2 separate regions of the Homo sapiens genome follow, and region 1 is linked to region 2. The links are chromatin contacts, found by Hi-C in ENCODE. All regions are on one chromosome and are shown on one strand. The core of a region is the stretch at or near the end of the contact, and the rest is flanking DNA. Distances in the headings are between cores, read along the strand shown.

Region 1 (3,406 bases), core at 314-2,813, 6.6 Mb before region 2:
TCACCTTTTACTAAAATGCTTAGTGGTTTAAAAGGTGTTTATTTTTACCACACTTAACAAACATTCTGTGGTCATAAATTTATCTTAAAACAGTTCATTTTAAACCTAAACTAAACAAATTCCAACTTCAAAAAGCTGTGGCCTTGAACAAAATGAATTCAATTGTCGCTAAAGCAAAACACTAACTCAAAGTTCAGAATCCGGAGAGCGTTTCCCAAGAGCCCAGATAAAGAATCAACAGCCCCCCAGTGTTTTATAAAGTTAAAATTAGCAAAGGGTCAAAATGTTTATTTTGCTTACGAAAACTGCATCGGAAGCCACATTTCTTGGGGTTGGGCCTGTCTTAGTAAGTTTTTAGGTGCTTTCAAGAAACAAAATGCTAAGCCTATTGTTTCAGAAGTTAACTGACTTTAAAACAGAACCCAGGAAAAGCTTCATAAAATCTTATTCTTAATTAATCCCAGTAATAACAGGAATTGAGCAAAATGGTATCGAGGGCTGAGAACAGTGTTTTCTTAATTGAACAATAAAAGGTAACAATCTAAGTTACGGGAGAATAAAGCCTTCTCTGGTAATGCTGTGTGTGGGTTTCTGGCTTTGTTTTTTCAGCGGGGGGGGGGGGGGGGGCTATAGGAGGGAAAAGTTACAGGAGTGTATTCCTCACTTGACGTGGGAATGGTACTGACAAGTAAAACAAATGATCTATGTTTACCAAGCATGTTTGTGAGGACTAAAACTAGTATTGTGTATCTAGATTTTCCTACTAGCAAGGGGTGAACCCCTCTTTGAGTGAAGAGAGACACCAACACCGGGAGGCTCAAAAAGGAAGAACCCACCAAAAACACAAGCTCACACGGAAACAAAAGGCCACAGCAACCCAGGAGCCTAAAAAGCATTCTGAAACTTCCTGATCGCCACTTCTCCACATTTAAGGCTCGCAAAGTTCCCCCACGGTGAATCTCGCCTGTGGACAAGGGCCACGGCTGCTTCTAAAGCGATTTATTGTTCCTCCTCCTCCGGCGCTGCCACGGAAGCTCAAGAAGTCGAAGAAATCGGGGTGGCACAGAATTACACTTCATGGCCACACAGAAGACTCGGGGCTTCGCAAACCCATCAAAAAAAGCAACCCGAATGGCAACATCAATCTTCGGTGGTTCCCAACAGGGCCAGGCAAAAATGTAGAGGCACGTCTACGCCCTGGGCTCGGGCCTAAACCCCCAGCATTTTCCTAGCTTCGACCCCGCTCCCCACCCCCTCCCTCCTTTGATAACAATAGGGGCCTTGCTGCTGACTCCAAAACATGTACGAGGAACAGCGAGTGAGAAGCCTCAGCCAGGGCCCCGGCGGCTTTTCCAAAGCCCTTCTCACCCCCACAACCACTCTCAAACACCAATATGAAGGGACAATCTGCTCGTTAGGGGTCCGGAGCAGCGTTTGGGGCCGGTGGGGTGCGGATACTCACGGGCGGAGCGGTAGGATGAAGATGGATTTCAGCCCCCCGATCTTCTCTCTCTGGCGCTCTCGCTCCCCCTTACCTTTCACTCCGACAACATGGCGGCCCACTGGGGACTGGGTTGGCGCGGTGCATCCTGGGATAGGCTCCGGCCCCGGCCCCGGCGGTGGCAGCGGCATGTGCGGAGAAGGCTGGCGGCTCTGGAACAGGTTGCCTGGTTGCCATGCCAACCCAGGGCCTGTGTGAACTCGGGAAACTCGCAGGCAACACAAACGCTGCGCGCGAGTGCCCGCCCGCTAGGCGAGCGCGCGCCGCCAGGGCCGAAGGCGGGGTCCCGCCGGCCCGCACCTGGGAGAACACGGCCTGGAGCTGGGCACGCGGGGTTGCGCCGGTGACGCTCCACCGAGTCTCGGACGCGCTCCTCGCGCCCGCCGCGCCCTCGGAAGCTTGCCCCCGAGCACCACAGCTAGCAGGGTTCGCGGACGGCCACCCGCACTGCCCTGGCCCCAGAGGTGCAGGGTTCAAACCCCTTCTCTGCAGCTTTCTAGCTCTGCGGCCTTATTTAAATCGACCTGCCTCCATTTCCACATTTGTACAATGAAGAAGAAAATAACCCCCACTTAACAGAATGGCCTGGAGGATTAAGTGGAATAATGTATGTTAAGTGCTTTTAGTCTTACTGTCTCAAACTAAACTCAAAATAGATTGAAGGCCGGGCGCGGTGGCTCACGCCTGTAATCCCTGGACTTTGGGAGGCTGAGGCGGGCGGATCATGAGGTCAGGAGATCGAGACCATCCTGGCTAACATGGTGAAACCCTGTCTCTACTAAAAATACAAAAAAATTAGCCGGGCGTGGTGGCGGGCACCTGTAGTCCCAGCTACTCGGGAGGCTGAGGCAGGAGAATGGCCTGAACCTGGGAGGCGGAGCTTGCAGTGAGCAGAGATCGCGCCACTGCACTTGAGCCTGGGCGACACGGAGAGGCTCCGTCTCAAAAAAAAAAAAAAAATAGATTGAAAACAGACAAATCGCAATACTGTAAAAGACCAGAAGAAGATATGGGGAGAAGCTCTATAATTGGAGGAGGGAAAATGTTTATACTCATGAATCAAAGTCAAAAGATCATAAAAGAAAATATTGAAAGAAATATAAACATCTGTACGAGAAGAGATGCCATCAACAAAGTAGAACAAATGGATAAAAAATATTTGCAGTACACGGCCAGGCGCGATGGCTCATGCCTGTAATCCCAGCACTTTGGGAGGCCGAGGCGGGTGGATCATGAGGTCAAGAGATCAAGACCATCCTGGCCAACATGGTGAAACCCCGTCTCTACTAAAAATACAAAAAAATTAGCCGGGAGTGGTGGCGGGCGCCTGTGGTCCCAGCTACTGGGGAGGCTGAGGCAGGAGAATCACTTGAACCCAGGAGGCAGAGGTTGCAGTGAGCCAATATTGTGCCACTGCACTCCAGCCTGATGACAGAGCAAGACTCCGTCTCAAGAAAAAAAATATATATATATACACATATATGTATATATACATATATACATATATATACACATATATACATATATACACATATATACATATATACATATATACACATATATACATATATAAACATATATATACGTATATATACATATATATATATTTGCAATACACATGATAAGGAAATGGTTGATCATCATGATAAATGCAAAATTTCTCCCATCAGGGTCCTGGTGGGGTGGCTCACACCTGTAATCCCAGCACTTTGGGAGGCAGAGGTGGTAGAATTGGTTGAGGCCAGCAGTTTGAGACCAGGCTGGGCAACATAGTGAGGCCTCGTCTCTACAAAAAGTTAAAAATTATCTGGGCATGGTGGCACACATCTGTAGTCCTAGCTACTTGGGAGCTAAAGCAGGAGAATTCCCTTGAGCCCAGGAATTGAGCTGCAATGAGCTATGATT
Region 2 (3,266 bases), core at 422-2,921:
TGGGGGGCTGAGGTGGGAGGATCGCTTGAACCAGGGAAATCGAGGCTACAATGAGCTGTGATTGTGCCACTGCACTCCAGCCTGAGTGACAGAGCAAGACCCTGTCTCAAAAAAAAAAAAAAAAAAAAATCTGTAACGCAGGCACTGGGTCTGACAACAAGCATATCAGAACTTGGAGACGTGCTACTCCTGGGCACAGAGACACCAATCTACAGCAGAACAAAGTGGTGATTAAGAGCTCTAGCCTTTGTGTCAGGCACACTTGAGTTAGAATCCCAGCTCTACCCTTTTCTAGCTGCGTCACCATGGGCAATCTGCTTAAGCTTCAGTTTCCTACCTGCATAGAATTAAGTGCAGTTAAGTCACAGATATGTTGAAGAGACTTTATAACGTAATATACATAAACCCCTTAGCTCTAGCACCTACTAAGTTTACACAGCTCCTCACTGCCTTTTACCAAAGAAAACTATAGGGCAGAGCTAATAGGCTTTCTCCGCTCCTTTTCTCTTCTTCTTTTGTGACTTCTACTAAGCCCACCACTGCCATGCCTAGTCTCTGACAAAGAAAATGCCAGAAAATGGCTTTCTGACCGAGGTCCCACTGCCCCAGATGAAGTAAGGAAGGTTGAGATACCTCCACATGCCACGCTTTCAAGGAGAAAAACACCTTCTGGACTGACACTAGCTACATATAAAACACCTCGTTTTAAAATCCTTCCACCAAGAAACAGCACTAGGGAGCTGCTTACAGCCTTTCCCCTAGCTTGTCCAGGACGATGTCACCAGCCACCAGCTGCTTACGCCTCAGCCGCTCTTTTAAATCTGGGAAGGCCCGAAGCGCCGGCACATCCTCAAACCGCAGGTTCTGTGCGGCCTGCAGCTGTTCCGCCAGGTTGCTGAGGGAGGACAGGAGGGGCTGGCAGTCCCGCAGGGCACTCTGCCACAGGCCCTGCTGCTCCTCCACCACGGGGAAGCACTTCTTCAGCGCCTCCTGCACGGCAAGCAGAGGCCGGTCTTGAGTCATCTTCTGCTGAAAAAGATAAAAACAGAAAATAACCACGTTGGGGTGCCAAGTCAGTCGGGGAGGCACTGGGTCGAGGGTGGGCGTCATCTCTGTTATCGTGTTCAGACAGGAGTTGTCTCACCTCCAGAAGCAGGGTTTTTTTTTTGTTTTTTTTTCGAGACGGAGTCTCACTGTCGCCCAGGCTGGAGTGCAGTGGCGCTATCTCGGCTCACTGCAACCTCCGCATCCCGGGTTCAAGCAATTCTCCTGCCTCAGCCTCCCGAGTAGCTGGGAATACAGGTGCCCGCCAACACGCCTGGCTAATTTTTGTATTTTTAGTAGACGGGGTTCCTGACCTCAGGTGATCCGCCCGCCTCGGTCTTCCAAAGTGCTGGGATTACAGGCGTGAGCCACCGCGCCCGGCCTGCCTCAGCTTTCTGAAGGAGACCCTGGTTTCCCCTCGGGAAGGGTAACCTGGATAGGGCAGTCTCCTGCTTCAGAGGATTCCTGGCGTCCAAGCGCCGTCTCTTCTCTGACATACAGTCCTGTCTCCCCTGCCCGAGGCTGCCGGTCGCCTTCCTGAAAAAGCGGAAAAACTTAAAAGTCCAGACAGCCAAAGCGTGAGAACCCTCCAGGGACTGCACCACGCGCCCACAGTCTCTCTGCGCATGCTCACACGCGACCTCCCCACAAAGCTACTCCGCGGGCCTGCCTGGCTACTGAGTCGCGAAAATATATCGTAGTGCCGCAATGACTTCTGGGTACTGTAGTCCAACATGTGGACTGGCCACTCGGCTTGAAGCTTCCTTGGGATTGGATGTTGGGACCGTCCAAACACGGCGACTTCTCATTTGTCAGCCTGCGGCAGTTTAAATTGGGTGGCGGTGGTGGCATGTCCTGTTAGCTGTGGAGTCTTTTCCTCTTATCTTGCGCCTCCGGTTGTGCCTTAATGACACTTTTGACATTGTGTATCACAACCAACTGGCAAAAACTAGTAAATCACGGGCTCCTGACGTGGCAGCTCTGGCTAAAATGCAGGTGGACGTCCTAGGTGCCCAGGGAGTTCGGGCTCACTGGGGAGTAGGGTGAAGGAAACCCTGAAACCGAGAGGCTGGAAGCCCGACTTGCGCAGCATAAAAACACCTGCAGGGGGAAAGCCTACATGAGGTACGGGTTGTCATCCCGTCTCATCTTGGCCATCTGACTGATGGAGATCCTCAGGCACCCAGCAGACTGGGGTGTCACCCCCACTACCCACTGCCCAGGGCTGACCTCGGGCGGAAGAGCGACATTCAAATATTTGTTGCATATGGAGCAACAGACCAGGGTGGAAGAGAGAGAAAGGACTTTCCAGGAAGGTCCAGGCTTGCCAGGACTTCTATGCTTGGACTGCTCTGTCCCCAAGCTCGCTGGTGCCCATCAGGAGCCTGCTTGGCACCTTTGCTTATTTCTTCGATTGTTCCTCAACTCAGAGGGGGAGAGGCAAGATTATCACTCCCATAGCCTATAACATGCACGCTTAAACACAACCCCTCTGACATGGCTTCAGACCGCATCCACAGGTGAAAAGCACCAAATCCAAACAATCAGGCCACAAACCCGTCAAGAGCTCGCCGGTCTGGCCGTCCAGTCGCCGCCCGCCTTGAGACTCAGCCTGAGCTACAGCTTCGAAACTAGCCTCTAGCCTTCTGGGTCTCAGCACAACTCTTGAGCAATCCAACCCTGTGGCCGTGGGCAGATACCAAGATGCACAGTTAGCACCTCCGACAGGACCGCGGCTCGGCGGGGCTCGCCGTCTACACGCCCATTCCCAGGCCCACGGCCACGACACCCAGAGCTGCCTCCTGCCCTGGGCTCCCTGGAGCCTGGTGGCCGCGGCTCATGCTGCAGTCACCGTGTGGCCAGCTGCCAAGCGCCACTACTTGCACCTGAAGTCGCAGCCCCGCGCTGCGCACCCAGTCGAGGCGCCAACACGCGAACTGGGCGGGAGTGGCCGGCCCGCGGGGGAGCGAGGAACGACAGGGTTCCCCCCACTCGCTGCCCAGACTGGCCGCGGGATAGCGCGCCCCCCCCAAAGCCTGCACCCCTGCCCTGCTCCTCTATCATTCCGTCCCCCTTGCTCTGTCAAACCCTGCCGGGGCTGCTCTGTCTCTGCCGACCCGCCACTTGCCCGAAGTTCGGCCTGAGGAGCTTGGGGCCCTGAGGAGCGCCGACGTAGGCAGCCAGCCAGTCAATCAGTCAGAGGGTCACGGCGGCCCCTCGGC

The links. A loop is a pair of places that touch in the nucleus more often than their neighbours do. Pooled maps may share reads with other maps.
Region 1: a pooled map shows a loop between it and region 2 (23-fold over the local background). The contact joins the promoter of PUM1 here to the promoter of AIRIM in region 2. A Hi-C loop is called at or near these places in 5 of 50 pooled maps.

Annotation. Positions count from the first base shown.
Region 1 is chr1:31,064,154-31,067,559 of GRCh38, forward strand. It overlaps PUM1 (pumilio RNA binding family member 1), which reads right to left and starts at 1,564. Exons shown (of 22, transcript NM_001020658.2): 1 at 1,463-1,564. RefSeq lists enhancers at 1,221-1,540, 1,408-2,322 and a silencer at 1,651-1,870.
Region 2 is chr1:37,688,858-37,692,123 of GRCh38, forward strand. It overlaps AIRIM (AFG2 interacting ribosome maturation factor), which reads right to left and starts at 1,672. Exons shown (of 5, transcript NM_001350770.2): 1 at 1,145-1,672; 2 at 749-1,026. The coding sequence starts at 1,023. RefSeq lists enhancers at 825-934, 1,005-1,064, 1,645-1,834, 2,400-2,910, 2,911-3,266 and 1 more and silencers at 2,713-2,772, 2,793-2,962.